Regions from separate parts of the Mus musculus genome. Here region 2 is linked to region 1. A link is a loop called in an ENCODE intact Hi-C map of the cell type or tissue named here. Cell type or tissue: heart. All regions are shown on one strand.

Region 1 (5,000 bases):
GTCAAGATGTCACAATGTTTGACATTTGTGTGTATGTTCACCGGCAAAAGAACTTAGCCAGCAAGGCGTGGTGGCGCACGGCTATAATCGCAGCACTTGGGAGGCAGAGGCAGGCGGATTTCTGAGTTCAGGCCAACCTGGTCTACAGAGTGAGTTCCAGGACAGCCAGGGCTACACAGAGAAACCCTGTCTTGAAGAGAAAAAAAAAAAAAAAAAAAGAATTTAGCTAGGTTTCACTTCAATATCAGAAGACAACAAGCCCACGTGGTTTATTTAACCAGGTCAAACACAAGGAAACCTCATCCACATGACTAAGTTTCACTCATCTAATTCTTCACAGGAGTAGGAGTCCTCCAAACACACAATATTCTATATACTAAGCAGAGGTTAAGTTCTGGTGTGTCTGGAGCTCCCACATCTCCAAAGATCTATCACAGGCTGTAAACAATTTCTTTTTGCTACCACAACTCCATGAAAGCTGAATTTGTAAGGACTGAAAAGATGGCTCAAAGAGTAAGGGTGAATGGCTACTAAGCCTGAGCACCTGAGCTTGTTTCCTAGAACTTGAGTAACAGGAGGAAACAACTTCCCAAGTTGCACTCTGCCCTTCATATAAAACACTCTCATACACATAATACAAGTAAAAAAAATTAATAGTGAGGTTTATAGTAGTTCTCTCAATCTGACTTGTGTGGCAATCAGTCAACATTTAAGTACACTCCAAGCCACATGGACACTGGTAAACATCACAGGCAGAGATCCACTCCTTTCACAAGTACTTCTAGGATTCCTAGTTCTACCTTGGATGCCACAACAGAGGCTGAACTGAATACAGGGGTCCCAGGAACCCCATTTCAGTAGGGAGGGCATCTCACTCCTACCCTCCAGGACTCACACTTGGCTAGGAAGCCTCCCAGCTAAGCCTCACAACTTCTAATTACACAGTGCTGACTTAATAGTATGGCAGGTGACCACCCTAGATGTTAATACAAACTTAGCATTCTTGTTGAGACACTCCCAGATATATCATTAAAAACCCCAACAGCCCAAAATAAAAATCTGGCTGCAAACCAAAAACTCTGAGAATAAAGTATCGCCTAACTTGTTTTCAAACGTCCACCACTGTGACTGCTCATGTTTTTCTTCAATTACTTTAAGCCAGAGCAAGAGTATCCTAGGCTTAACCTAGGGGGCTAGATCAGAGCATGCTTGCAATTACAAATGGGTTGTTATGCTCCTCCCAGTTCCTAGCTTTCCATTATGGAAGCATCAACCCAACAGCTTTATACAACAGGTGAGTGGATTGCCTATCTTCATTTACATTACATTGTGGGAAATTCTCCTATTACCCCTTCACTGCTCTTACTTCCAAAGAATGCCCAAAGACCTCAGACTTGCAAAAGGCCCATAAGAAGTTACTTTTCGTGGTTTTAAGTCAAATCACATCCCAGTTTCTTTCCACCAATACCGTGTGCAGTGTCTTGCTTACACCTCTGAAGCTTTAAACTAAGCTCTCCTTAAGTTTCCGGTCGAACTTCTCATTTTCAGCAGCACGAAAATGAGATCTGCACGCGTCCTCACAAAGTTAAAGCGGAGAAATCTCCCCAAACCTCTCAAAGTTACAGAGTCCCGAAAAGGAAAAACAACAACAACAAACTAACCAACCCTATCCAGAACGGCCCGGATAGAATCAATCTGTCCCTAGGACGAGAACACATCCACACCTCTCTGGGCACACCCACTCAACCCCTCAAAATCACAGGACTACAGGCAAAGCGACACGTTCGTTCCTTTCTGCCTATCACGGTTAAGCGGAGTCGGCTGGGAAAAGGTCAGAACCCGGGGACACCCAAGCGGGGAGCTGTCTCGGCTTTTACCCTGTCCGCCCCGGCCAACCACGGACTCCGAGAGGAGGCAGGAGTGAAGCTGCGGCGCAGAAGCCGCAGGACGCAAGCGGAGAGGAGTGCGACTCGCAGGGCGGGAAAAGGCGGGAAGGGGCAAAGGGCGGCAAGGAGAGCGAAAGGGGAAGCTGTGGCCGGCGCGGCCCGGACACCGCGGGAACGCAGGAAGGCGGGAAGCGAAGGCCGCGCAACTTGGCACTCCAGGCCGCGGCAGCCGAGGGCCGGGCCGGGCAGTCGGCGCAGGGAAACGCCGCGACCAGACGGGAGGGCCGGACTCCGCCTCCCGCGGGTGGGAGGCCTGGCGGACACGACGTCCCCGGCCCTCCTCGTCCCGTCCGGCCACTCACCTCCTCGCAGCTGGGGCGCTCCCGGGAATCCGGCCCCGTCGGCTCCGAGCGTCTCTCCGCGTCCGCCGCGTCTGTCTGACCCGGATCCAAACCCCACCGATAGGGTGGCCCGCGCCTCTAGAGTTGTACTGCGCCTGCGCAACCTCGGCTCGCGCCCTGCCCACCGTTCACGCTCCTCCCACCTCGGTGACTCGGCAGCTCGGCCCGCCGCAACTACGCAGGCGTACGGCGGTAGCCCGGCCTCTCGAAGCCCCAGCTCCAACCCCTCTCCGAAGCACGTGCGTCTTAAGTCATTTCCTGTTATTCTTTTCGCTCCCTCCGCCCCCTGGCTTGGGTTCGCTCCCGGCAGGCTTTTGGGCGTGCCTACTTCCTCTTCGCTGTCACGTGAGGCGGCGGCTTGCCTTGCAGCTATCGAGCCGCTGCCGCTCCCCTGGCATAGCCTGCTTCCTTCTTGTCCTCTTGAAGTCCCCAAGCCAACGGGATTCGGTGGGCTGCGGGAGTATTTGCGCCAGCTGATGCCTCCGGGAATGCTTGGCGGAGTTTCTTACATGCAACCAAGGGCGCTTGCACTCGGTCCACAACCCTCGCCGTGGGTCGTCTCTTTGGGTCCGCAGAGAAGCCAAGAAGGTATTAATTGGACGAGGCCCAGGCGGTGGATGCTGCCCGGAATTGGAATGGAAATTATTTAGGTTTTGTGGTTTTTGCTTTAAAAAAAAAAAAAAAAGCAGGATCTCATTTGTTAGACCAGCCTGAAAATCGCGTTGATTCCCCTGCCTCGGGCTCCCGTGCCTTCATTTTGAAGTATCTCTTGATAATTGAACGTCTGGAAATTAAACGGTTTCAGCGAAGGCATTTTGCTTTTGTTTTTCCAAGGATGGTTTGGGAGCATCAAGTGGGAAATACAGGGTAATGCACGTACATATTAAATTCTGCAAGAAGGTATTAAGCAATTTACCAGTCTCTGGCTTTTTTTGTTTTTTGTTGTTTGGTTTTTTCGAGACAAGGTTTCTCTGTGTAGCCCTGGCTGTCCTTGAACTCACTCTGTAGACCAGGCTGGCCTCGAACCGCCTGCCTCTGCCTCCCAAGTGCTGGGATTAAAGGCGTGCACCACCACTGCCCGGCTAGTCTCTGGTTTTTAGTGATCTGACAAGTTACCCATATGGCAAGGGTGAGCTATGAAAGACCTCCCCCTACCGCCATTGTCAGGGCCTGTTCTATTTTAAACGTTTCCCCATCGCCTGCCACTCTGGAGTTCCACTTCAGACCCTTGTGTGGAAAGACGATTTTCCTCAATAGAGTTGGTTCTGGCACCTAAACCTTAGAGTGGGTTTTCCCCTGAACCCAAGCTGGCCTCTTCTAGAAGTGGATGCTAGAGAGGATAGCCATGTCCAGCTTAACTAGAGTCAACCCACAGAGAATGGAATCTACACTTCACTGGACAGACAGCCCCGTCTCCAGACAGCTGGCTTGGCTTTGGCTTGCTTGCTTATTTTTGTTTGTTTGTTTGTTTTTTGTTTTTCCTGATCCTGCTCTATAATGCAATCATGGGAAAGCCTTTTGCATTCGATGGGAACTTCATCAGATTTTGAATTTTTTTTAAGATTTATTTATTATTATTCATTAGTACACTGTAGCTGTCTTCAGATGCACCAGAAGAGGGTGTCAGATCTCACCCTCTCACATGGTGTGAGCCACCATGTGGTTGCTGGGATTTGAACTCAGGACCTTTGGAAGAGCAGTCAGTGCTCTTAACCGCTGAGCCATGTTGCCAGCCCCGGTTTTTTTGTTTTTTTTTTTGTTTGTTTGTTTTTCAAGCTAAAATACACCCTGTGATAAGTTTGGGGATGCTGGCCCGCAGAAGGGGCTGCTGCATCTTCCCATTCAGCCACAGGATCACAAGGGCAAGCTGATGTTCCTAGTGCCCTGTGTTGTATTAAGTGTGTTTTAGACTAAGGATGCTTCCACTTGTGATGTGCTGAATAGGATGTGACCCTTTCCTAAGCTAAGAAGCACCTGTGTAGGGCTGTTGAACATAAAGCTTGTGATGGGTCCTGAATAAAACCTTCAAATTCTCTGTACAGTAACTGGCCCACAGTGAAAAAATAATCCTGTTGTAATTCTCTGATGGCTAACAACAGTTGTAACAGATGCTAGTAACAGTAATAACTCTACTATCTTCAAACATAATATTCCTGTGATTTTACACATTCTACAGATAGTTGTCATCTTAGGTGTTTATTGCTGTGAACAGACACCATGACCAATGCATATTTTAAACATTAAGTACTAAAAAGTAAAAGGAGCTTTTTTGTGTTAACACACCTCCATAAAGTTAGGCACTTTCTGAGACTATGACTTCATACCCAAGAGGTGCCTGGAAAGGAAGACGCAATCTGGCTCCATCTCCCTCCTGACTGTTACTGTTCTTAACCTCCACATTCTAACACCTGACGCTCATCTCACTGCCAGACCACAGCACTGTCAGCTTGAAGTTATCTGCCTAGGTCCGGGTCTCGGTTCCAGCAGCCTCTGCTTGTGTGGCCTTGACTACCAGACACTTCCCAGGTTTGCTGTGTTCTCTACTAGAACACTGTTTCTCCACAGCTCACCTCTTCATTCAGGTCTCTGCTCATACCCTTTCCCCAGGTGAGTCTCCATGACTACTCCAGCAGTCTCCTTCACTCCTAATTTCTTTTTTACTGTTTCATTTTTCCTTTAAAATCCTCTGTCGCCTTTTTTTAAAAAGAGTTAT
Region 2 (5,000 bases), 53 kb after region 1:
GGAAACAGTGTCATCATGTTCCCAAGGGAAGTTATTTAAAACGCACCGAAGCTGTCCATCCAAACAGCTATACCCTCTTTTATTCCTTAATACATGCTTACACAGCCTTTATTCCCTAAGTACTGAAACCAGTTAGTCCGTATCTCTGTGACACTGAGCCATATAGATAATATCACGCCAAAGTGGAGGTCATAGTGGTAAGATTGAAGTTCAAATCCAGGATCTGAAATTTTCCAGTTAGGTTACTTTCTCAGGAAAGCAGTCGCTGAGCGTCTATCAAATGTCAGGTGTGTTCGCACACATTCACAATTAGCTGAGGAGGAAGGGGTCGGTCTTTTTTTTTTTTTCTAAGTATAGCCCAGGCTGTCTCACACTGCCTATGCAACTGAGGATAGTCTTGAACTCTGACCCTCCTGCCTCCACCTCTCAAGTAGTGCCATTATAGGCACCACATCCAGTTCTATGTGGTGTTGGGGTTCAAACCTGTGTGCATGCTACGAAAGCACTCTATCAATTGAGTTTGTATGGCCGGCCTTCATTTGATCCATTTCACAGATAGCTCTGGGGGCTCAGAAAACTGAACTTTGCCAAGGCCACATACACAACGGCAAACAGATTGAGCCACACTTTACACAGCCCCAAAGTTCATGTCTGTTCGACCACACTAGTGTTCTATTCTACAAAGCTGGTAAGTCTTATAAGGAAGAGCTTTACCGGCTGGAGAGATAGCTCAGCAGTTAAGAGCACTGACTGCTCTTCCAGAGGTCCTGAGTTCAATTCCCACAACCACATGGTGGCTCATAACCATCTGTCATGGAATCTGATGCCCTCTTCTGGTGTGTCTGAAGACAGCTATAACGTACTCATATACATTAAATAAATCTTTAAAAGAAAGAAAAGAAGAAAGAAAGAAAAAAAGAAAGAAAGAAAGCGAGCAAGCTTTAGTTCAAGCTACAAGACCATGGTTTGAATCCTGATTCTGACTCTTATTTATCTTCAGGCCTCAGTTCCCTCAGCTAGAAAAGCCAAAGGCACCAAACCGTTTTTAAAATCTCTTCCAGATCCAGTGAGTCACTGCCAGTTCCCTCCCATTAATCAGCATCATGTCTTGGAACAAAACATTAGAATCCATGGCTACCCCTAAACAATTGGCGTGCCAGGCTGCTGGGCTCCTGGTTCATTAGGCCAGATACAGCAACATCTGCCATGTCTGCCTCCTCTGAGCTCATGAAAGGTGGCTGACCTGGAGATCTGGGCAGAAAACACCCACCAAAGAGATCTGGAACAACTACCACCCTTACACTCTATTCTTAGACCAGCCACTACGAGTGGGGAAGGATGAAGGTGGGCCAAGGACAGGGCTCTTCTTCCCTAGGTTCCAGTAGTTTCTCAGACGCCACCAAAGGGCCCATTACTAAAACCTTCACAGGCTTGACAAGGAAAGCCTCGTTAAAACCAAGGTCTGTCAGAAACCTGACTCAGTTGCCCAAAAGAGAAAACCGGGTTTGAAGTAGATTAACAAGAGAGGCAGATTGTCCACAAGCTGGAGACACTCACTAGTCTGAAGCATTAAGCTCACATGGATGGAGCAATTTCATCTTCCAAACTCCCTGTCTAGCTCCAACGGAGTGTTGTGCAATAAACTTACGATGTAAGTGTTTCTAAAGGACTAGGAAAGAAATAAGTGGAGTTTGAGAGATGTCCCAACGAGATCGGCTGGGGTTGTTTTCCTGGGTGACTGCCATGCACTTTAGAGTACTGAGAAAGTCCAAGGAGATCCAGGAGAAAGGTCACCAGAGTGAAAGGTTTCACGCTTGCTTCTACTAACATGGGGCAGGGATGGCAAAAGCTCTTGGGGTGGTGGGTGGGTCTAGAGGTGGTTCTTTAAGTCAACGGTGGGATTTTTGCCACAGTGGTTAAGAGAGGGGTGTCTGACTAGCCGGCAAGAGGAAGGTGACATCTCCCTGAACAGGACAGGGGCAAGCGCCTAACTCTGGGGGCGGGGGAATAGCCGCTCCAATGTACCCACTGTCACTTATAACCCACCCGTCACCGACTCGATCCTCCTATCGGAATGCTCACATACTAGGCGCGAATGTCACTTGCTTTCCCAGGGTCCCAGTGTCGCGACACGCGCGCGGACGCGCCTGTCAAGACAGGGCTCCCTCCCGATGACTCGCCTGCCCCAGCATCCAACTGGCTTCTTGGGGCGCGGGGGCCCGGAGCCCGATGCACTCACACGTTGAGGACGTTGCGCTTGTTGCTGAGGTAGCTCTCGGGCAGCGGGGACAGCTCCTTGACGACCGAGCCCGCCAGCATGGCGGCCACCAGCGCCCAGGGCAGGTGGCGCCGCACCGTCGCCCTCACCAGCGTCCCGCGGAGAAACCACGCGCAGCGCTCCAGGTGCTCCATGCCGGTCCTTCTCGGCTACCGTCCGCCTTCCAGAGCCTTCTCGGCCACCGTCTTACCCTTCGCCCGAGCTGGCACCACCACATCCCCTCTGGGCGCATGCGCGCTTCCTGCAAGCTCCGCCCCCTAGAGGGCGTGTCTCCCTCTAGTGGCCTTGATGGGTCTCTGCAGAGTGCAGGTCTGCATTTACCTGCGCCGCTTCCACTCATCGCCCCCAAGCTACTGGCTGAGATCACTGCAGGCTGCTCTTTGCCTGGGCAACCTGCTCCCCTCATGTTTGTGGGATGGGATTCTCGCTTTCTTTATCTGCAAAACAAACAAGAGACCCACCTTTCTTAAGAGCTAGTTTGGGAGTTCCGTATATTGGGTCAGTTATAGGGTTTTTCAGATGAAATTTCTTTGCAAAGTCATTAATAAATTTAAATCTTATTTACTTGTTTTGTTTTCAGACTGGGTTTCTCCAAGTAGACCTGGCTGACTTGGAACTCATTCTGTATAACCAGGGTGGCCTCGAACTCAGAGATCCCCTAAACTTGACCTCCAGAGTACTGAGATTAAAGTCATGTGCCACTTCGGGTTTTGAGACAAGTAAGGGCACTTGTTGCCAAACCAAATAACCTGGATTCAGTCCTTGGGATCCACATTGTGGAAGGCAACTCCCATAAGTTGCTCTCTCCACATTGTGGAAGGCAACTCCCATAAGTTGCTCTCTCTCTCTCTCTTTCTCTCTCTCTCACACACACACACACACTAAATAAATAAATAAATACAGATAAATAGATAAGTAAATAAATGTAAGAATGAATCAGCTGAAAAAAAAAAGGATGAATCAACTGTGTTGTTGACTGAACATCTTGGGCTCCCAAGGTTTGCAGAGCTCACATGAGGTACTGGTGACTCAGTCACTCAGTTTTGTCCCTTAGCTAAGCTCCTAGCCCGTAATGTTAGGTGTCAAAGTCAGGGCTTCCCAACCATGAGTTATTCCTTAGTGACTGTAGTTTATAGATTAGCACTTTAAAATCAAGGTGAAAACTCAAACCCATCACTTTCTAATTATTTTACTATGTTCTATTATTATTTATGTTCTTGTTTGTCTATTTTGAAACAGGATCTCTTACGTGACCCTGGCTGGCCTGGAACTCACTTTATAGAGAGGGCTGGTTTTGAACCTGTGTTGTCTTCCTGTCTCAGCCTCCCTCTTGGGTGCTGGGATTACAAGCATGTCCCATCACATCTGGTTTATCTATGCCTGAGCCTACCTGTATCCATTGTGCCTCCCGGGAACACCTCTGTGCTCTCTTCTCCCTTCTGTGATATCACACAGGAAGCTTGAAATCAGCCACAATAGAAGTATTTGCACTAAGGAAATTGGCAAGTGCTACAAATCAGGCCTGTGTTCTGTCATCACCTGTCTTCGTTGAGCTGTGACTCCATTTGTCAATGTGTGGTTGAACTGAAATCACAGGTGAACCGTGGAGACAAATGTCCAGTAAAATCAATAACATTGTAAGCATCGGCGAGTTATATTTACAGTGAGGAGTGCCATGGGAGCTGGGACTGTAGTTCAGTTGGTAGGATGCTTGACTAGTGTGCACGAAGTCCTGGGTTCAATGCCTCGCACTGCATAAACTCTGTGTGGTAGTACCTGACTGTAATCTCAACACACCAGAGGTAAAGGCTCAGCCACACAGTGAGTTCAGGGCAAGCCTGAGATACATGAGACCAATCTTCTAAAAAAAGAAAAAAAGTGTTGTGTGTTTCATTTTCATGTACACCACTCTTTATGCTGAGAGGTTTTTATTTTAGAAAGTTCTTAATAAATGTATATATGTATATACTGATATATTTTCTCCAGGAGAGCTCATTATATTACACATTTATCAGCAAACCACTGTTTGCTGGGAATGTGGAGTGGGAATGGAGGAGGGAGGGAGAGAGAGAGAGAGAGAGAGAAAGAGAAAGAGAGAGAGAGAGAGAGAGAGAACCCAGTACCCAGTACCCAGTTCTACTGCTCTGCTGCCAGGGACCTCAGTACCACTCCGCTGTTGATTTTCAACTGTTGTTGTTTGTCTTTAATATATACATACTCATTTAGAAGCATTGTTTGTGTACAAATAAGTGGGAAGATACCCCATCTTCACATACAGGAAGAATTAATGTTGTTAAAATGTGCACACTGGGGCTGGGGAGATGGCTCAGTGGTTAAGAGCACTGACTGCTCTTCCAGAGGTCCTGAGTTCAAGTCCCAGCAACCACATGGTGGCTCATAAGCATCTGTCATGGGATCTGATGCCCTCTTCTGGTGTGTCTGAAGACAGCAACAGTGAACTCACACATTAAATAAATAAATAAATAAATAAATTGATTAATTAATTAAAAAAAGAAAAAAGAAATGTGCTTACCATTTAAAGCAACCAACAGACGCGAAACAATTCCTATCAGAACTTTAATGTCATATTTCAGAGAAGTAGAAAACATAATCCTAAAATTTCTTATAGATGTGTTACCTCTATGTGCATCTACACATCCTGTGTATGCCTGATACCAGTGGCCAGAAGAGGTCGTCACAGCCCCTGAACTGGAGTTACAGA

The links. A loop is a pair of places that touch in the nucleus more often than their neighbours do. Peaks named below come from ENCODE experiments on the same cell type or tissue, not always from the same donor. Only the 100,000 strongest peaks of a DNase experiment are listed, where the experiment ranks them.
Region 2: a loop joins it to region 1, with 9 times the contacts of the local background. A loop is called at or near these places in 16 of 42 quality-filtered maps.

The regions. Positions count from the first base shown.
Region 1 is chr2:163,417,164-163,422,163 of GRCm38, forward strand. It overlaps Oser1 (oxidative stress responsive serine rich 1), which reads right to left and starts at 2,307. Exons shown (of 4, transcript NM_025699.2): 1 at 2,249-2,307. It overlaps 2900093K20Rik (RIKEN cDNA 2900093K20 gene), which reads left to right and starts at 2,608. Exons shown (of 1, transcript NR_151490.1): 1 at 2,608-3,198. In heart, a CTCF peak has its summit at 2,358; DNase peaks (open chromatin) are centred at 1,878, 2,478 and 3,518; H3K4me3 peaks cover 3,265 bases; H3K27ac peaks cover 2,372 bases.
Region 2 is chr2:163,470,164-163,475,163 of GRCm38, forward strand. Fitm2 (fat storage-inducing transmembrane protein 2) reads right to left here and starts at 2,466. Exons shown (of 2, transcript NM_173397.4): 1 at 2,240-2,466. The coding sequence starts at 2,412. It overlaps 2310001K24Rik (RIKEN cDNA 2310001K24 gene), which reads left to right and starts at 2,382. Exons shown (of 1, transcript NR_028122.1): 1 at 2,382-2,840. In heart, CTCF peaks have their summits at 834 (motif pointing left) and 2,584 (motif pointing left); DNase peaks (open chromatin) are centred at 1,138 and 2,448; H3K4me3 peaks cover 1,539 bases; H3K27ac peaks cover 1,094 bases.